2 separate regions of the Homo sapiens genome follow, and region 2 is linked to region 1. A link is a loop called in an ENCODE intact Hi-C map of the cell type or tissue named here. Cell type or tissue: dorsolateral prefrontal cortex. All regions are shown on one strand. Each heading gives the region's core, and the rest is flanking DNA. Links, peaks and the distances in the headings are about the cores only.

The links. Hi-C counts contacts between places; a loop is a spot of excess contacts. Peaks named below come from ENCODE experiments on the same cell type or tissue, not always from the same donor. Only the 100,000 strongest peaks of a DNase experiment are listed, where the experiment ranks them.
Region 2: it touches region 1 in a loop (5-fold over the local background); 7 of 110 quality-filtered maps call a loop at or near these places.

Annotation. Positions count from the first base shown.
Region 1 is chr3:179,925,035-179,936,181 of GRCh38, reverse strand. The region is part of intron 2 of PEX5L (peroxisomal biogenesis factor 5 like); the gene reads left to right. Among named protein-coding and RNA genes, the nearest start is that of PEX5L-AS2, 32 kb to the right of the region's middle. In dorsolateral prefrontal cortex, for the core only: CTCF peaks have their summits at 6,728 and 6,940 (motif pointing left); DNase peaks (open chromatin) are centred at 6,533 and 6,931; H3K27ac peaks cover 7,278 bases.
Region 2 is chr3:180,013,775-180,024,921 of GRCh38, reverse strand. The region is part of intron 1 of PEX5L (peroxisomal biogenesis factor 5 like); the gene reads left to right. Among named protein-coding and RNA genes, the nearest start is that of PEX5L, 18 kb to the left of the region's middle. RefSeq lists an enhancer at 10,068-10,567. In dorsolateral prefrontal cortex, for the core only: CTCF peaks have their summits at 5,905 and 6,106; a DNase peak (open chromatin) is centred at 6,131; H3K4me3 peaks cover 505 bases; H3K27ac peaks cover 2,565 bases.

The DNA.
Region 1 (11,147 bases), core at 2,159-10,158:
CACTACCCTATCCCCATCTCCTTCTTACCCACACCGACAGAAACACACATACAACATACAGTGGACTGCGATGACAGCTACTGTCTTGATTCGTTTTGTGTTGCTATAACAAGATACCTGAGACTGGATAATTTATAAAGAAAAGAGAGTTATTTGGCTTACAACTCTGGTGGCTGTGAAGTCCAAGAAACGTGGTGCTGGCATCTGCTCAGCTTCTGGTGGGGGCCTCATGCAGCTGGCAGAGAAGCAGAAGGGAAAGTGGGTATGCCAAAAAAAGAAAGAGCCAAAATGAGGAGGAACTTCACTTTATAGCAACCCATTCTCACACTAACTAATCCAGTCCCATGTGTGAGAATTCACTATCACAAGAATAGCATCAAGCTCCCCATGATGGTGGAGGCCCCATGGTCCAGATGCCTCCCATCAGGCTCCACCTCTTAAAAGTTCCACCTGCAACATTGCTGCCCTGGGAATCAAGGTTCCAACGTGAGTTTTGGTGGGGACACTCAAACCATGCAACTACCAAAATAATTGTGACTACCTGCAAATTTTTATAGATAGGAAAAGAATTACTTGGTTAACTCTAAAAAACATGTATTTCTCATTATTAAAGTGATATATGCTCATAGTAGAAAATAAACAACAGAAAAATACAAGTTTTGAAAAGAAAGCGAAAATAACCCAAAAGCACATCCCGCATGGGGTGGAGGCCCCAGTGGCCCAGATGCTAATGGTAGAAAATAAATAACAGAAATATATACGCTCGTGGTAGAAAATAAGCAACAGGAAAATACTTACAAGTTTTGAAAAGAAAGCAAAAATGATCCATAAGCACATCCCACAATGCAGTCATTTCTACTAGTTTGTTGTAGCTCCTACAAATCTTTCTTTCTTTGTGTATATGGTTTTCTTTCATTGAAGTCACACTGCATGTACACTTTAATTCTGAAACTTTTTTACATAGCATTACACAGTGCCTTTTTCCCATGTTATTATAAATTATTCAAAAGTATCATTTTTGTGACTAGGGTAGCATGTTTCATATTGTAAGTCAGGACTCGAGTAAGTCTGCCCCTCTGCCCCTTTGCCACTACACTGCATGCAACTCTTTTTTTTTTTTTAATTCTCATATAATGAAAAGATCATACAGGCCTTCATAAGCTTGGTTTCACTTCTGGGTTTATTCATGGCCAAGTTATTTCTGCCAAAATCAGGTCCTTTTCTATCCAAAATGCTTTAATATTGACATCTGACCATTTATAACAGGAAGGCACATAAACACAGTGACTCTCTAATTTATGATACTGAACTAGTAAAAAGAAAATGCTTTTTAAAATACATTAATACAATCAAATGCTACCACATAAGGAAATCAATATTTTTGAGATTATAGTTTCCAAACAATTAGAGTATTAGTATTGAGCCCTTTTGTGTGTTCAGCAAAAACCCAAACAAGGAGAGTAATAAACGGCATAGGGAATACAAATTGATATTAGATTCATAATAATATTTTCTGGTTAGATAATTTTTATTTGCTTGATGTTATGTCAATGGAAATAAAGTGGAGAGAGTATAGACTTTGAAAACAATAACTGAATTCAAATTCCAGGTTTGCCATTCTGTAATTTCATTTTTTACTAGGCAAGTTGTTTAACCTCTGAGACTCAGAGACCTCACCCACAAAATAAGGTTCACAGTGTCCACCTTATCGTGTCATTTGTGCTAAGGATTAATTGAGACAATGTTCATGAAGGTTCTTAGTGCATGGTACATAACAGAGGCTTCATAAATGATAGTTCTCACTACCATTTCTTTTCCCTAAATAGCCTGGTTTATTCAACAGACATTTAGCTTAATCCCTGGTTCAGTACACATAATCTTTCCAATCCTCCTTCCTTCCATATGTATACATAGATCTTGCCATATCCACTTGTGCAGAAATGTGCTATATGTAAATGCAAATTTTACTCTATGAAAATACATATAAGATATCCTCCAGAGTAGCAGCTATTCATATGCATGAATTGTATGCCAACCTGCTTGATCTGGATAGAGTTGGTGCAGGCTGGACGTAACAGCAAGCTGGCTGGAGCATTTGCTCTGCTCATCAATCGCCAAGCCAAATTCGGCAGATCTGCCTGGCTTGTCAGAGAGGATATCCGTTTCTTCTTTTGTGTCCCATTGGGTCTTCTGAGTCCTGGCACAACCTTCCCAGCTAGAGAAGTGTTCTGCCATCAGGCATGTCAGAGTGGGTCACAATTCAAACATAGGGAACAGACTGCAATCTAAAGCAGTGCTACTCAAGGTGGTCCTAAGACCAGCAGGTCAGCACCACCTACAAGCAAATTTGGGGACTCTGCAAAGGCCTACTGAATCAGAATATCTGAGGGTGAGGCTCTTCAGGTGAGCCTGATGCTTGCAAAATTTTAATTTAAAGTGAAACTTCATTCATTCAACAAATGTTAATGGAGCTCCTGCCTCTCTCCCCATCACTCACTTGTCACCAAAAACATTGACTTCCTTGCTGAACCTTGAAATAGGAAGAGGAAAAGTAAAGATTTTTGATGTAACTACCCAGAACAGTTAAAATTCCATTTGTATTTCATCAGTGTTCCTAGTTCCAATTTTCAGACTAGTTTCCAATGTCTTTTAGAATTTTAAAAATTCAGTTAAAGTGCTGGCTTTTTAGCAATAGAAATTTCACTGGTATTGAAATTAGTTTTCTCAAAAAAAAAAGAGAATTGTATATGACTCCATTATCTCCAGTCACTTCATCTAGGACAAGCTTCCCTGGAAAATGCCAGCATTAGCAGCATGAGCTGGTGCTGTGGATGATAGCTTTGGCACAGAAGGCACATGTGCATATAGCACTTACGCAGCAGGTGGCCATAATCATTTCCATGACTGGCTGTCGATTTCCTGGTAACAAGAGTCGCTTAGGTACATGGGCAGGACAAACACACATGGTCCAGAGCAGCCATCAGTGCTAAAAACAATTCAAGATATATGTGGATCAAAGTCAGGGGTCATTCATTATGTTAACTGAAATAGGCCGGGTGCAGAAAGGCAAATACCATGTGCTCTCACTTATATGTGGAATCTAAAAAAATTGAACTCATAGAAGCAGAGAGCAGGATGGTGGTTACCAGAGGCTGTGGGTGTGGGCTGGAGGGAGTTGGGGATATGTTGGTCAGAGGATACAAAATTTCAGTTATTTAGGAGATCAGGAGATCTATTGTACACCATGAGGACTATAGTTACAACAATGTATTGTATTCTCAAAAATCTCTAAGAGAGTAGATTTTTAAGTGTTCTAACCACAAAATTGCTAATATATGAGGTAATGCATATGTTAACTAACTTAATGAAGCTATTCCACAATGCATGCATATTTCAAAACATCATATCGTACATTATAAATATATGCAATTTTTGTCAATTTAAATAATTATTAATTTTTTTAAGTCTGGGGCCATGAATTACTTCATCAAAGGTATCTTTAAAAAAGTTAAGAATGTGAATAGAGCTTAAATTAACTTTTATTTTTCCAATTTTAAATAAGAATCAAATCAAACAATATTTGAAATCCTATCTCTTGTGGCTTTTGAAATGTCTTATATGCATTTGCCTAGTACCCATTCCTCAGAATATCATGAAGCAGAATTTGGCAATACTAAAACATTATTTACCTTTATTTTGTTTAAAACATGAAGATAGATCTTTTCTGGGGAGGTAGGGTTGTTTTGTTTGGGACTTTTTTGGTCTAATTTTAAAGCTTATCCCTGCTCATATATGAAACTCAAGCAAACGTAAACAGCAAAATAAAAAGCAGTTCAAATTCACCGTAGGTAATTGCTGTCAATATTTTAAAAGGTATTCTTACATATATCTCTTTATAATCACACATACACATACACACACACAACTTTATGTAAAAAGGACTATACTATACCTGAGGTTTTGAACCCTATTTTTCCCCTGCTCCCTATGTCCTGGAGATCTTCCAGTCTCAGTAAATATAAATATAATTTATCTTTTTAAATAGCTGCATAATGTTTTGTTTACTGGGTTATAATGTATATATATGATATGTTACCTATTTATAGACAGGTATGTTGCTTCTAGTTTTTATAACTCTAAATAAGATTAGGATAAACATATCCTTGTACATAGAAATATTTGCACATTTCTAATTTTATCACTAATAGAAATAACTAGCAGTGAAATTAGTGATAGAAGGCCATATATGCATTTAGAAGTTTGGTTCCATCAGCAATCTGCCATCCAAAAACACTGTCACACTTTTTAATCTTTGCCAATCTGATAGACAAAAATTGATAACTTGTATTTATTTCTATTTCTTTCATTATAAATGAAGTTAAAGAAAATTGAGTTTAGATACATGTGAACTTAACTGATCATCTCAGGAACCCTCTGGTTAACATTCGAGTTAATTGGGCTGTGCTGTATCCAATGAATTTTTCATTTGTAAGCTTGGAAACATTGCCTCTTTGAACCTCTTTAGAAAAAAAATTATAGCAAGTTTCTCTTAAAAGAAACAGATAAGAATAATTTAAATACATCAGAACATACGGCTTCAGGCATCTTGTCATTTTTCTAAGATATTTATAATCTTGAAAAAAAGTATTTGGGAAAAAGTCAAACTTTCCAATGTGGTTCTATCATTATAAATAATTGCAAAAAGCTATTTCGAAAGCAGACCGTGAAGAGATTAAAAGTCAGGAATCCTGGGCTCTCTGTTCCAAGTCTGCCCCCAACCAACTCAGTGACCTTATGAAATTGACTTCACCTCTGTGGTCCTCAGTTTCCTCCTTCAAAAAAAATGGAATGGATTGAATAGATGTCCTTTGAGGCCTTTGCCTCCTGAGATGTGATGATGATCTGCATTCTTAGGACAGTAGCTTTGCCAGGTCCGTTATTGACAGAGGTCCCAATACTGGCACCAATTCGACTCTAGCCTTCTATCTTGAACACAACAATAGACACTCAGCTTAAATCTTGGTCAAATGCAATGAATTCATTTTTTATTTGAAAAACATTTAATAATCTAGACAAGTTGGAGAAATGTATCATTTATTTCTGTATGTGAGTGGGTTTGTGTATGTGTGTGTGTTTTTTAATTTATTCATTTCTTAAACATTTCTTAGGTATGTACTGTCTTATAGGCTACTGCTGGAAATACAAGGCTGAACAGGTCAAATATTTCCTTCCTCAAGGAACTCAATATCCAGTGGAGAAATGGACAAATAAGCAAACAGGGATTGTCTGAAAAAAACTGTGCTTAAATAGTAGCGTTTCTTTCTCAAAATTTACATTTGTATGAGGTGGCATTTTCCTTTACCTCCATGTTGCTACAGAGATAAAAATGATGAAAGGTTTAAGCAAGCATAAAATGTCTTTAGAAAAAGCACCAAATATTTGGACCATTTTTAGAGTAAAATTATCCACTTTGAATGACAGATCCTAACATTTCCTCTTGTTTTAACTGCTCAAATAGGATTTCAACAACCAGGAAAGCATGAGGCATATTTAAAGCCCAAACATGGTTATTTTGTCCTAGTAAGTTAGAGAAAGACCAGACATAGTACAGGACAAGTCTCAGGGGTAGTGCCAATCAATAAGAGACTTCTGTGGGTAGGCAAAGCACCATATTCATGGAGCACCACAAACTTCAGTTGTACTGACACCATTGGCCAGTTTCATGGATTCCAGCATGTGGGCAGAGGCTAGCACTGCAGAAGCCAGACTGGGTGATATCAGCATCCCAGGAAGTTGGAATTTTGCTACTAGGAAGTTATTCCATATATAACAGGAGTGCAGCTACTAATCTAGGATTAAGCTGAACTTTAAGCCTCTGGAAAGGAAGTTAGACACTGTCTAGAAAAAAGAATAAGGTATACAAAGCAGTTGATAACAGAAAACAAAAATCAAAAGAGAAACAGTTTTATGACCTAGTGCAGTTATTCTCAAACTTCTGCAGGCATCAGAATCACCAGAACAGCTTGTTAAAGCTCATATTGCTAGACTCCCACATCTAGAATGTCTGATTCAGTGGGTTTGAGTGGGGCCGAAGAATTTGTTTTCAAAAAGGTTCCTAGGTGATATTGATGCTTCTGGTCCAGGAACCACACTTTGAAAAATACATACAAAACAGACTAAGAGCTCACTCAGGCTTGGCAACTCAGACATAAAAACCTTGTTTTCAAAATTGGGAGTGTGAAAGGAAGGGGAATATGTGGAAGCCCGTGGTTTTAGCCCCAGCTATGTCCCGGTCTGATAAACAACAAGAGAACCAGAAAGAGCAAGATAGGTCTACGCAGGTCACCGGGACAGATTTAAAAAACGTGGGTGGGGACAGAGTGACTGACACTGGAGATGTGATTGGTTTGGGAAAAGATGTCATGGGAGTTGAAGGTTATCCATGATCCCAGTTTTAGGGAGCAGGAAGAGGCAGGGGCAGGGGCATTAGGCAGGAACTGATCTTAACGTCCACAGGGACTCATAATCATCTCTCTGAACCAGGGGCGGTTGCCAAATGCAAACATGTGCCTGTTCTTTGTGTATACTTAAAGAGTAGTTCTATATCTAAATGCTGCTCCAAACTATAAGGTTTAATCCTATGAAATTACCAATATTTAACAGCTTCTGACTTACCAAAAAAAAAAAAAAAATGGCAACTTCACAAGATGCAACCTAATGCAATATGAACTGTAAAATAAATGTAATACAGAATATGGACTGAAAATAAATGCAAAATTCTTTATACTTAGCTCTACTCTTTTGTCAAATAAATTTTAAATGAGGAATCAACTTTTAGGTTTTCTATATTTAGATTTAAGTACTTTGAGGATTTTTCCATCACAGATTTTCCATCCTTGAAACCACTTGCACAGAACTGACTCTGATCTGCTGCCCCCTGCTGTCAGCTAGGGAAGCAACCTGATTTTTAACTGTTTGGGAGGCTAGAGCTAATCCCTTAAAAAAAAATCAGGGTTTCTAAACATGTCACTTAGGATTATCCCTTGGTTTAGGTAATCCTTGCCGGTACTTTTCTTCATTAGAAGATTATTGAGACTTGATGGAATAAGTCATTATCATGTGAGCCCTACTGGCCTGACATGTTTCCCTTTTTGGATATAACTTAACAGAGTTAGAAAAGAAGAATAGAATTACAGCTGGATTCTCAGTAACTCACACTAATGACAGGGACAGCTGTTTACAAATTTCAGTCATCAGACTAAGGAGAATGTATGGAAAGGTAATGGCATGGAGGGGCTTCAAGCCTGGATCTTGATGATTTTGCTGGAATGGGTTAGGATTTAATTGCCTTCAGCAAAAACTGGGGCTTGTGCTCCAGTAGTTTTGTTCTTTATGTGATAAAATGGAATGAGTATAAGCCAACTCTAGGTCTTTGCCCTCAATTTTTCTCTGTCACATCAAAAGGGACTGCTGGGTTTTTATAAGAATCACTGAGTTTTAGATCTAACACAGAACTGTGCTTCCGGTGGTAGGTGATGGTTGCTTGCAGGAAATGATGGAAAATGCTTAAAATTCAATCCAGAATCAGTTGGAGAGTTGAGATTGTAACTCAGATACACAACTGTTTAAATGCTGTCCACTGCCTACCCACCATTTGTTGTAAATGGTTTTTAAAGGCCCCTCGACACATTGTTTGAAGCTTAAGTGGGGAAGGAAGGGTGTGTGTCCCCGAGAGGCCCTAGCACTCTCTCAGTCCCCACCCTCAGCCATTTGTAAATGGCTCTTTGTCTCCTGGGACCTCCTCCAAAAGGGATGGGTACAGGTGTTCCCAGTTGGATCACAGGCTGAAAATGTTGAGAATGGCTATTCTGAATTATGGTTGTAATTTAATCTGGCAAATATTATTGAGCTTCTCTCTGTAATAAAGTAGGCTCTGGTGATGCAGGAGCATATAAGCCCACCCAAAGGCTCACAATCTGGCTTCCTGTAAGCGTGCAAACTGGTTTTACTCAACTATTACTGAAGTAAAGAGAATTGTTGGCAAATGTTAAACAATTATATGAAAGGAACAGGCAGATAGTCCCTGGACCCACTGATCAACCTTAACATAAATAAAAGTGGGGAAACAAGACCTGTGCATTCAAATGCATTGCCTAAATTGGGATGTGCTGGAAGCTTAACATACAGAGTGACTTGGAAAGATTTAGTCCCAGAAATATATACTTCATTAATAATATTTTATGATCACATATTGAAATGATAATTTTTGATATATTAGGTTAAATAATTACAATAGAAAAGAAAATTATTGGCTAAAACTTCCCCCATTTAAACAGCAAACTAGTGTGCTAGTGACATGAGCATTTGCTACAGTTTACACTATTTCTCATAAGATGAAAACCAAAATCTTTAACTTAGCTTGCAAGGTTACACAAACGATGGTGAAGGGCAGGTTTTGTTTGGTTTTGTTTTTTTAATGTCCAATTCCTTGCAGATTGATGATTTTATAAAGAAAATAACAATTAATTTTTCAAATAAATGAAATGGAAAAAGTCACACAAAATGCAAGCCCAATTTTATTATTAGTTTAACAAACATAAAATTACTTTGTGAAATGGCTACAAAAATTTCTACAATGTAGACTTCCAATTTTTATACTTGCCTCATCCCCAGTAAGGTAGCAAACAGTTCACAGTCCACATACCACTCTCTGAGTGACACAGGCTAGCCCCTGCCTACCTCTCCCTATCACTCTCTGCAGGCAGCCACACTGGCCTGTTTCCCTTCTTAGAACATGCCTCTCTCCTTACACTGGCAGGACTCCCAACCCCTCTGTGCCTAGTTAATCGTAACTATCTTTCAGATCTCAAGCCACAGCCTCTGTCTTTACCCTGAGAGCCTACACTTAGTCAGGGTCCCTGTCTGTGCTCCATTGTACCATGTGCCTCTCTTTATCACACGTTTCACCATTTGGAAGAACCCGAGTCCTTCACTAAGCTGTAAGCTTACAGTGATGGCATCAGTCTTGTTCACCAGCGATCCCAAATGCCTAGGACATACTACATGCTCAGTAAATACTTGTTTAATTAATAGATAATTAAAAATAATTTGAGCTCACAAAATTCAAACTTTCATTTTTTAACTGAGAAAACTAACTTCCAGAGAGTTTAAACAATTTGCTTAAAAATTCCAAGGACATATATATTCAAAACTGAGACCCGGATCTGCCTAAGTCCACACCATTACTTTTTTCCTAAACACACTAAAATGGGGCATTACCCAGAAATCATAAAAATTGTTTTGGATGGTGACCATTTCTATGAGTTGAAGCCATTTCCAAAATTACCCAGAAAGTTTACACGGTTAAACAATATTTTATTTTGTATCTACTCATTCATTTCACAGATATTTGTTGAACACCTACCATGTGACAGGCATTACTCTAAATGTTGTGAATGTGGCAGTTGTGGAGAAAGCCCAGGGTTTCCTGAACAGCCTCATTCTAGTTGGAGAGACAACAGCAAACATAGAAAAATACCCATAATTGGCAATAAGTCCTTTGCACAGAATTAGCACGAGATAAAGGGATGGAGGGACTTTGAACAGAATTAGCACAAGATAAAGCAAAGGAGGGCCTATTTTGGATGATGTAATCAGGAGGCCCATCTGAGGAGGTGATGCTTGAATTGACACCTGAATATGAAAAGAGGCCGAGGAGTTCTGGTGGAAGGCAGAAGGGACAGCAACTGCAAAGCTGTGAGGTTGGAACAAGCCTTAGTAAGTTCCAAGAACAGCAAGTGTGGCTGGGCAGGAGGAGGTTCTGACTCCAGGATGAATGAGAAAGTAGGATCCAATCTTGGCTGGCTGGTCCGAGGGCACTGATGTAATCGGATTTGCCTTTTCCTCTGGTTGTTAAGGAGAGCACTGTGGGGTCAGATGGAAACAGTCCAGCAGCAAGAGGACCAGTTCAGGAGTCCAGCTGAGAGATGAGGGCAGGGTAGCAGCAGTGGTGGTGGCGAGAAGTGGTCGCATTCAAGATTTATTGACTCTGCTGATGGATTGGATATTGCAGGTGAGGAAAAAAGAGAACGTGGGATAATTGCCAGGCTTTTTGACTTGAGCAATTGAGTGAATATTAGTGCCAAAAACAGAAATATTGGAAGACTCAGGAGAAACATTTGGAGGGGGGAGATTGGTTTTAAATCAAGAGTAAAGCCATGTGTGGAGTAAATAGCACACAGAGTAGACCACAGAGAGAAAACAATTTTCAATATGGTCCATCAGAAACCTTGTGATGCTGACATTTTCTCCAATAATTTTACCTGCACTTGTATGTTGTGGTATATTAAGTATGTGAATAAGAAGATTTGGGCAGAATATTAGAATAATTAAATCAAGTAATTGAAACATTAATACTGGCATAGAATATTGGTATCATTTTTCTTTGTTTTGCCTAATATCAAGTTAATTTTCCTAAATTTAGAGATAGCGAGTTAAAACTGTTCCTTCATAATATGTAGCACTATTCACAAAATTATTTGTTACAGCAATGATTCTGTGTCAAAATAGGAAATAATCTAAATTGTCATCAATAAAGTAAATATAATCTTATAACTGAATATTATTATGCAGATATAACAAAAATAAATTCTTTATGCACTGATGTAGGAAAATCTTTAAGATGTATCCAGTAATAAAGGCAAAGTATGCAATAATTGGTACAGTATGTTACTTCTTGTCATTAGAAGGATAGGATAAAAATATGTGTAGTATCTGTGCTCACTTGCATGGACATAAAGAAACTCTGGAAGGACACATAAAAAAAACTAACCACAGTGTTTATGGATAGGGCATGATGGACGGGTGAGCTAGGCAGATGGGGAGTAGGGGCGTGAGGAAGATTTTCTACTGGATGCCTTTTTAAAATTTTTGAACGCTATCAATGTAACACCTATTCAAAAAATTAAATTAAGAAAAATAACATTAGGCAGAGTTTAAAGAATGACCAGAATTATTACTGAAAACACACTGTGCTGCCAATAGAAACTTTTTAAGCAAGGCACTTCCACTGGCCTCTGAGCAACCTCCCTGGGAAAGGGAAGATGAGTTTCTGATGTGAACTCTTTCCTCCTTAGGACTTTCTAATT
Region 2 (11,147 bases), core at 1,916-9,915, 89 kb before region 1:
AAAGTTCTGGACACCTCTTCACCACTTCAGCTGGTTGTCAACAACAATTTTGATAATAATGCTAACACACACACCCCTGAGACAACTGAGGCTATGACAGAACGTTATGATGTCGGAACTGCTGTCGGAGGCTGTCATTTGCTTATACCCTGTTGTAAGGGTTGCTTATACCCCCAGCCCTGACCTCCCCAGTTACACATGCATGCACATGTGAGTTCTCTCTCTCTCTCTCACACACACACATGCAGCTTTTCACATCAGATCCAAGGAAGGAGCTGTACTCACAATGGTCATACAATGGTCATCCAGTGGACTTGTCTATTTTGTGCACCTATCTGAACCATGGGTTCCTTTTATTCTATTTTTTTTTTTTTTTTGAAACGGAGTCTCGCTCCATCTCCCAGGCTGGAGTGCAGTGGCATGATCTCAGCTCACTGCAAGCTCCGCCTCCTGGGTTCACGCCATTCTCCTGCCTCAGCCTCCTGAGTATCTGGGACTACAGGCGCCTGCCACCACGCACGGCTAATTTTTTTTTTTTTTGTGTGTGTATATATATATATATATATATATATATTTAGTAGGGACGGGGTTTCACAGTGTTAGCCAGGATGGTCTCAATCTCCTGACCTCGTGATCCACCCACCTCGGCCTCCCAAAGTGCCGGGCACAGTTACTCTTATATGTGAGCCCGAAATACGGAGGAGTGATTCTTCCCATTCAGTTACAGGCTAAGAAGATTCAAAAATCCCATGTCAACACAGAGGTCTTTCTAAAAGGAGACAAGAAATACCAGTGCCAGTGACATGTACTACCTTTGTGCAAATAATAAAAATGTACCCTTTCTGGGTGGACCAAATATACAAAGACTGTGTTTTTTCCTGGGGAACACAATCCCACACCCAGGCACACACTTGGTATGTGAGGTAGAGGGTTGGATTTCAGACCTGAATAGTGCCCCCTCACCCAGACATCTTTGCACAGCCAATCTGCACAACCATAGGCATGGCTTTGAAGGGGGTCTCCTCTACCAAGGTGCTAGGTATGGCTCTGAAGGGGGTCTCCTCTACCAAGGAGCTAGGTATGGCTCTGAAGGGGGTCTCCTCTACCAAGCAGCTAGTCTCTCCCTCTCTCTCTCTCTCTCTCTCTCTCTGTGTGTGTGCGTGTGTGTGTGTAGATGAGTGGTGAAAGGTGAATAAATTAGCTCTATTTTACCAAATATATTCAAACACAAATTGGATGTGTTTGCTAAGGCTTTTATAGAGGATGGTCTCTTTAAAGGCTTACTGGCTTTCCTTCCAGCTCTAGGATTCTATTATTATCAGGCCTCTAATTAGTGATACAATACATCTGTGAGTGCTTGGTCAGGGCCGATTCCCCCAGTTTACTACTAACCATATAATGGAAAATACATTTTAAAATTTTGCTAACATCGAGAAGCTTGATATTTCTTACGAAGCCAAAGATCAGCCTCTCCTAATTCTTCAGAGGACGTGCTGTTTGGGAGCATGCTGCCGTATGTCTCCTCATTCTGCAAATAAGACATTTTCCTGTAAAGCTATCCCTGATATAGCAGATTCTTATTTGTGATATAATACTGATATCTCTGCTACAATAGTCACTTTTTGTGACAGTGAGATGTTCGTAAAAGTTAATCTTTAGAGTGCCTCAGTGAGGTTGGCAAAAGATAGATATTTTATCTCTGTCATGCTGATAAAGAGAATGCAGCATACAGGTTGGACCACCTCCCCCAGACTTCCTTGTCAAATCAATTGGGGACTGAGGAGTAGAATCTGGGTCTTCTGTTTTTCACTCTATTGCTTGCGCCTGCATAGCAAATTCAGGCCATATCTCCATGTCGGTACCTCAGCCGCTGCAAAATGACTCAACTAACAGGAGATAAAATGATTTTGCAAGTTTTCTGGACATTGCGGTGGCCTTGGAGGGTAGAAATCACTGATGCATTCTTTCTACCACTTACTCAACACAGATGTAGAATCCAAATAGCTTTACCGATACTCTGCACTCAACACCTGTAACATTTATGCATGTAATACTCTGAGAGCCCCTTTGTGTAGGATGGAGTGCACTTGCTTAGTGGAGTACAGAACAGTCACAAAACACCCATCTTTTATGCAGAAATCCCCTCTAGAATCAGAAATGCCCAGAAGGCCAGAATAATATTGAGGCTATGGGATTAATCGGAGCTCAGAAGCCCAGTGTGGAGACACTTTTCAAGATCCTCAATATTATCTTGATTGTATGTATAAACCAAGCTGAAATATCCCCACTCAAAATTCTATTACTTACCTAAATATTTTTATGTTTTATTTTGTACTTTGCTATTGTAAAACATTCAACATTAATAAGGTAGTTAACCAAGTGTTTCATGTATTACTTTAATGTTTTAACCTCCTTTAAATTAACCCCTCTTTTAAATACAAGACTTTACTTGAGAAAAATCCGTTGCTATTTATTTGAGGGAGTTCTCTTAATTTCTTATGATCTTAGACATCCATTTATGCAGGAAGAGAAAACACCAGCTTTGTTGAAAGGAAACTACTTCTAAATGGCAGGATCAAAATTATTGTGGAGGAAATATGCACAGCTCTTATTTTACTAATCTCAATTCATATTAAAATATCTATTTTAAATGGAACATTTGTTCCCTAATGTCTTAAAATTAATTTTAAACTTTCAATTAATTTAGGAGTGTGGAAGGACTAAGAAGTAACATTATAAAAATCAGAATGTGATAGCATTGATCAAATTATTCAATGTAAAATTAAAATACCAAAATAAAAATCATGTTTTCTTTCATAGCTGATTTTGTTAAAATTAATATTTTAGAAATCAACTCCTAGCACATTCATGTGATTATATTCTGGTTTCAGAATCAATAAGTAATAGAAATTAAATGTTCTGTGTTATATCAAGGAAGCATTACTCCCATCTTCTATTTTAAGAGTTAAAATACATGTGTTTTTGGGTCTCATTTGTCCAAAATTGTTATTTTACCTGTGGCTTATACTGCACATTATTCTGGTGTTTTAATAAATGCTTAAACAGATAAAGAAATGTTAAAGTAACTAAGCATCTATGCTCATCCTCAATATTTGTCCACAAACCAGTTACATCTCCCCAACTTAACACCAGTCTCACTAACTGACTACCTGTACCTGTTCCAACTCAAAGTCAACATGTTCAGATATGGACTCACTGTCACCACCACCAACTGTACCAACTTCCGTAAGGCCTACCTCTTCCCCTATTTTTCTGGATTGTGTAATAGCACCACCATCCACTCAATTACCTAAGTCAGAAACCTGGGAGTCATCCGCTCCTCTCTCATATCATCCTTTTATTTGAAGTCCTTTCATGTTAAGCATCATCTATAATAGTGTTTCTAAGTGCAATCATCTTTAGAATCATTGTCTAGAATGCTCGTTAGAAATGTAGATTCCTGGACCCCACTGCAGCCCTGTTGAATAAGGCTCCCTGAGAACGAGGCCTGGGACTCTGATTCCACAGTTGAACTTAATGCACACTGAAGTATGAAAAACACTGGCCTCCACAATAATATATGACTTATAAGCCCTACTTTGCTGTTTTCTCATCTACAATGTCCTCATAAGAACTCCAAACTCTAACCTTACTAGATTTTGAACATGTCCCCAAATTGGACTTGTGCCTCCATGCCTCTGGCCTTCTCTAGTGATGTTCTCTCTGACCGGGTCACCCACATTCTCACCTACCTGGCCGATCCTTGCTTATCCTTCAAAATCCAGCTGAAGGTATCACTTCCTATAAGGAGTCTTCCGTAAACCTCCAGGGCTGGGTTAGATGCCTTCCTCATGTTCTCATAGCACCCTGAGCCTGTGCAGAACTCTGTCTCAGCTCCCCTTACCCTACTTCTTGGTGGGGTGGTTCTCTTGGCTGTATCTTGTTCATCTTTTCAACCCTGGTACCTAGCACAGAGCCTAGTCATGGTGGGCAAGCAATACATGTTGGATTAAATAAAGAATTGTTGAACAAATTCATCTTTTAATTAGCCTTAATTAGTCTGCTTGGTTTGATTTAAACTTCTGAAGAGTCCCATAGACTAGTATAGATTAAGCATTTTATCTAGCATCTTTGAAGATGAAATTAAATTATTATGAAAATGAACTATTCCCTTTAAAAAATCAATTATTCTTGAGTAATGCATTCAAATTCCTGTCTGATTTTTTTTAAGGCAAGTGTGAAGAACAAAAGAAAGAATATAAGCCAACAGGCAAAACACTTGGATCCCAGGCCTGTTTCTGCTCTAACTTGTATATGACTTGGGAAACATCACTTTATCTCTGTGGGTTTCAGTTTTCTCATTCACATCACAAAAGGACTGGTAGAATCTGAAGCTTTTCCCAGTAAAATAATTTTATTATTCTAAACTAAACTTTAATAAATTAACATTTTGAGATAGTACTTAATGTAATAAAAAAGCAATTTAAATAGTATCTAGAGTTTATCATGTGTATAAATCTTATATATAAGATATATGTAAAATAGGATATATGTGTAAAATTAGATTTTATTGGGGGAGAAGCTGTTGATCTAACTTTACGATAAAATTAGACCAATGTTATATTTATTCTACTTTTTCTACTTAGTTCTAATATTTTGTTGTATTGGTTTAAATTTTTATTTTATCAATTAATTGCATGATTTGCTCATTATATGAAATGATAATCATCTGTTATTTATCCCCATGGATTATATAATTGTAAGCGAAATGAATATCATGGCGTTATTTGACTGAGAAGATTATTTTCATATTTTTCTTCTGGTTTTGAAGACATGGGGGAAATTTTCGATGAGATGTTAATCCAAGTTGTAGCAATTCCTACCTGTGTGACCTTAGACAAGTTTCTTAATCTCTCTGACCATCTCAAATTTGAAAATTGAAGTGTACATTAATTCGTTAAGAAGCCTAATTGTTTGATTTCTGACTCTTGTCGATAAGAACATTCACAGATTTGTTGCCAAGTTTTAATACTGGATTCTCTGCTTTAGAAATATCCTTATATTATTGAGGGGGGACATTATCCAGTTGATAAAGATTATCTCATCAAAACAGAGACCACTACTTCCCATCATTTAAAATTCTACAATAAGGTGATCATATGGAAATTATACCCTCAAACTAATTAATGGGATAAGTTAGTTGCAGTGGGAAGTATTTCTGTTTCCTTTTATCTCTCTGATTTCCTCAGTCCCAAGGAAATACAAATATTTTCATTGACAGTTATATTAGATGCAGAATTGTGAATTGCCTTTGGTATACCCACTTAGAGAGAATTGAAGGAGGAAATATGATGATAAATAAAAATGGGAAACTAGAACCTCAAGGTATGCTTCTACCTTAAATCACTGAAATTGCCTGTTTGCACATTTAAAATGAGGTATCCTCATAAGTCAGAAGTAGAAACCAGAGGCTAAAATTCCAACCAGAGCCAGGAGCACACTTTTATAGAATGTTAGCAAATTTAATACCTTGGGACAGTGAAAGTTCTTGGCAAACATTGATTTACTGGAGATCAGAAAAAGTTGGTTGACTGGGAGGAATATTTATGCATTTATATATGCATTCTTTAAGTAAGCACGATTATATGAGTAAATTACAGTCTACAGAGAAACATAAAATCCCAGAGACCTGGAGTTCAAATTATTGACTTTATTTCCAACTGTGACCCTATATGGCCTTAAACCTTTATGATCTATTCCATGGCCCTAAACACAGCCTACAAGACATTACCCTACTGAGCAATGGAGAAGATTGTTTGGCACACTTCCTTCACACGTTCCACTCCTTTATGCACACAATTAAAATAGACACCAATACACGGAGCTAGAAGAAATGGATTTCTGCATATTGACCATTCACACCTGATTGTGAAATAAAGTTGATTGTATTGATTTCTGTGGCTCTATGATGCCTTTAATAGAGTGGCCCGAAAACTCTAGGCTTGCTGTTCTGGATTTTAACAAACAAACAACAACAACAACAAAAAACAGACAACTTGAACAAATTGAATCTGCAGCAACCTTAGAGAGCCATCTCAGAGGCAGGGGGAGCCCTTTGAGAAGCATAGCAACTGGATGTCACCCAGTAAGACAGGCAGGCCTGGGTGAAAGGCTTCGTGTGAGCTGTCTAAATGTTTACCTCAAGCTTTCTGCAAATTCGTGTGTGTCATTTTTCATTTCAGAGCAGCACCCACTCTCCTATTAGAATGAACAAGGTTCCCAGGCCAACAGAAGCTCTTCCCCTCTCTAAAAACGAATAAAATGAAAGGCAGGTTTGGAAATGACTTGCACAGCCATAAATATTGGCGCTATCTTTAACATGATTTTCACTTCAAAAAATATGTTTTCATTTATAACATAGTTTATATTCATAACTGCATTGTCAAGTCAGAAGGACTGGCCATATCACCAACCAAGGCACCGACTGTTAGTTACTTGTCATCAGCCGGTTAGTGGTAAAGCAAGACTATGTTGCATTCTGTGTTATTTCTTTTAGAATATTCTTACATGAGATATTCACTGGCTAAAATGGTTCCAGCCCATTCAATAGAAAGGTTAACACAGACCTACCAAATGATGGAAAAATTGCAAATATAAAACTAATCGTGACATAATATATATGTATAAAAATATTATATGAAACAACGTATGTTTTACTTTTGTTCATATGAGGTATATGGTATATATTAATAGATGAGGAACCAGAACACTGCCTTTGGTGGGAAAGGATGTTCTAATGTAACGTATATGTTCCATTCAGTTCCTGACACACTGTACAACCATAATAAATAGAAATTGCTGAAATCCACTTTGCCTTTTGGCTATACTCCCAGGAAAGCTTATCTGATTTCCAAACTGTGGGTGCTAAAATAAAATCTGAGAAACACAGAGCAGAATAAGAAATAGATCTCTTCAGCATATCTGATATCCACCTACCCTGAGTCCTCATTCTTCATCTTAATTTTTCTTTATTTTGAATCGTGATTCCTTTCTCTGAACCTCAACCTTTTCTCAGAAGTGCTTATCCAAGTCATGTTTATAGAAGTAAATACTTATTCATTCATTCATTATCAAATATTTTTTAGCATCTTATCTTCTTACAGAAACAAAGCTTTATGATATTCCCTCTTATTTGGGAACTTAAAAGTTAGCTGAAAAGACACAAACTTATGTAGGAAGATCAGATTTAAATAAAATAAAGAAATAAATAATTTTTATAAGGAAATATAATTATATATAAAGTATATGGAAAATGGGTATTTGAAAATATGGCTCAGTTGTACATGAGTGACAGAAGTACACACTCAGTTTGAGAGTAAATTAATAGGTCATATGTATAGTGTTTTGAATTAAATATTGAAAGATAGTCCCCAATCAAATAGAATGGTTTTTAAAATCTCTATTAAAAATGGCAACTTTTCACATAGTTCACACTGATAACGGCTTTAAAATACATTTTAGGAATGTATAAGAGAGAGAAACTTGCAAAGGCATCCTGGGGCTTGAATCTGTAATCCATATATTCTTTTTTCCAGTGTTATTTCAAAACCTAGATGTTATGTGAGGAAAATGTCCCTTTCCCAAAACAGCAGAGAGAAAATCATAAAAGATATTTCCGTCTGGGGATGTGTAAACATTTAAGTTTGGTAAACAGCCATTTCAAGCTATTCATAAGTCAAAAATATGGTGGCGTAGTGGTTCTCCCGATTTCCTTTAGACCAAAATTTAGACTCAAATCTGTAAACAGATCTTTTTTTATTTTATCATGAGACAGCAATTTACCCACTAGAGAAAATCTTGTATAGATGTTAAGCTAGTATAAAATTTCATCATGAAAATATAACTTCATAAATAAATATGATGTGTTAATGAACATTACTCACTCTTTTTACATAAAAAGTTAGCAATAAAATATGAAATTAAATACTTGGATTCATGAATCTATAATGCTCTGTTCTTTAGGATTCCTGTGGAATTAAGTATGTTTATTGACAAAGCAAATGATCAAGAGCATAAATGGAAAGCTATTTACATTTGCAAGAAATGTTCAAATATAAATGCAAATAAATCAGCTAAATTAATAAGTAGGAACATTTAAGAATAACACTTTACAACTAAGTATAGATTTACATCAGAAAGGTAATAAAATCCATCTGCAACCCTGTCTGAGTTCTTGGAAGTTCAGCATCATTCACTTCATGGGTGAAGGTCAAGGTCAGGCATTTATTGAGAGCACTGTCACCTCTGGAGCCCCTCTGGCTCCAGCTGCACTGCTGGTACATGTCTACTTCTTTTGTGATAAAAATCAGCAAGAATTTTCTGTATTGTTCATTCCTGCGTGATAATTGAACCAGGTATATTCAAGGACAAATTAAACAACCAAATTAAAGGTCAGTTGCAGAGATAGGTGAACTGTGTTAGTACCTTGTGAATCTCATCTATTTTAAATTAGAAATTTCTTAAAGACAAGGGCATGATTTTAAACATTCACATATATAGAGAGATAGATATATAAAAATATTTCATAGCACTGAGCTGACATCCAATTAATAGGAGGCTAACTTAAACATTAGAGATAGCAGTAAGGATTTAATAAAACTTTAAGTATTATGATATAATCATTGATCAAAGTCATCCTTCCCCATGGTATGACCTAGCCACATTTTTCTGGAGATAAGATTAACACATTAGAATAAAATTAAGGATAGAATTAAAAACAGAAAGATAAGATATTGAGTGTTGGTGGTGGTGGTGGTGGTGGTGTTACAGCACTTACTTCTCTTTGTGGAAAAGAATGTTTTTTCCCCAAATCAGTCATGCTCACTTGTTGTGACCTAAATCACTATCAGCCATTATTTCTCTGTCTCTGTAGTTTAAACCCAAATATCCCATTATGCCTTTTCATAATTTCATGTGTTGATTATTCATCCTACTTTTACACTTTTGTTTATTTATTATACATTATATATAATATATTAAATATTATATATTATATGTTATATATTATTATATTCTATGAAGTACCTCCTATGTATCAAGACAAAAGTCAAGAAAATTAGTTTCAAATCTCTTCTATCATTGCCCTTCATTCTTCTGACTTAAGTCTTCTCTATAGCTTGGCTTCCTCACCAATAGTGAGGAGATTAATATATAGAATGGTCTGAGGCCCTCTCTAACTCTGAAATTCTAGTTCATGAATAACCATGGCCATCCTCTCAGTTTGTTTATTTTGTGAATTCCCAGAAGTCCATGAAAACACTAAGGAACAATTCACTATAATTAGACATCAGGGATACTGCTTTGTTTTAGTTTTTAATAATATACAATGATGATAATTTTAAAGACTCTCTCACCATGTAAGACAATTATGGATGTTTCTACCATGAATGGAGTCCTCAATAGGAAACATTTTTCTTCTGTTATACTAAGAGCATGACATTAGAATTAAAACACACACACACCTCGTTTTGGAGAAAACAAGTTTTCTATAAAATATAATTAAAATTTGGTAGCTCGTTCGCTAACTTAGCAGAGGTGGGATTTGAACCAGAAATTTGGCTCCAGAGTCAACTCCCTTGTATACAATATTATTTAAAAAATGTGTTTTAAACATTCATCAAATGTTAGCAGGAAGGGATACAAAGATGAATGAGGTGTGGTTCCTGTCCTCAAGGGGTTTACGGAGCCAACCCATCTTCCAGCAAAACATTTCTCTAAGGCTCTGCTAAGGAATGAGACAGAGCCCTTTCTGCCGGTAATCCCCACAGCACTTCATCTGTTTCTTTCTCAGAGCACTTTTACAAGTATGTTATTGCTATTTGTGTTTACCTCTCACATTTCTTGCTTGAAAAGAATATACCTTATTCATGTTTATGCTCTATGTCAGTGCTGAATAAAATGGTTCTGCAATAACAGAAATAGGTACTGATGTTTACATGTAGCAAGCATCTTATGGTAAGTACAGTGCAAGGATGAAATAAAAGCCTTTGGTGAAATAGCTGCAATTGCAAGATCGAAATCACCATAATAATCCCAATTCAGATTTCGGGGTTCGTTTGTGGTTTTTCTTTGTTCCTCTGCTAGAAAAAAAGAAAAAATTTAGTGGAAAGAGACTTGCCTTATTTTTTTTCCAGTAGTATTATACATATAAAATAGAACACACACTTTTTATAATGAATTTTAAAACTGTTTTTATATGACTTAAAAGTTTAGCTTCTTTTACACTACTTTCCGTGGTTTATTTTGTTTTTCCAAACAATTTTCCAGATTTAAACTTTAGACATGCTTTATAGAGACTAAAACTCTAAGCTTATCTTTAAGTTTTAATGAAAGTAATAGCCCTACTTTCCTGTAACCTGGGAGTTTTGTGTCTGCATTCTTTTTTTTTTTTGAGTCGGAGTCTCGCTCTGTCACCCAGGCTGGAGTGCAGTGGCGCGATCTTGGCTCGCTGCAAGCTCCGCCTCCCGGGTTCACGCCATTCTCCTGCCTCAGCCTCCGGAGTAGCTGGGACTCCAGGCGCCCGCCACCACGCCTGGCTAATTTTTTGTATTTTTAGTAGAGACGGGGTTTCACCGTGTTAGCCAGGATGGTCTCGATCTCCTGTGTCTGCATTCTTTAATCTCTTCTTGGTATTAAGGTGATGTGCATTAGACATTGTCCCTTAATTGAAGCACAGAATTCAGGATAGTTCCTTCCTCAGCTAATAATTTTCTAAGAGAAACTAGTGACATGACACAGAAAACATAAAACACATTTCATTAATTTTCATTCTGCTTTCATACTCTTCAAGGGCATGAGCATGGATGCATTACTCCCTTTCCCACCCAATGGTGCCAAGACTTCTCAATGCCTTCAGTCCATACTTGTAGTTATTGCAGTTTGCAATGGAATATGACAAACAGACATGCTAAAGAGGTTCAACAAAATTTAAAGGGCAATGAAAAAATTAAAATTTGATTTTTTATTATGAAAGTCACACGTGTTCCTTGTAGAAAATTTGGACAAAAAGAAAGGTAGAAAAAAGTTAAAAATCAGTCATAATACAATCATTATTATTTTCTTCCAGTTGTTTTTCCTGCATTCTTTCT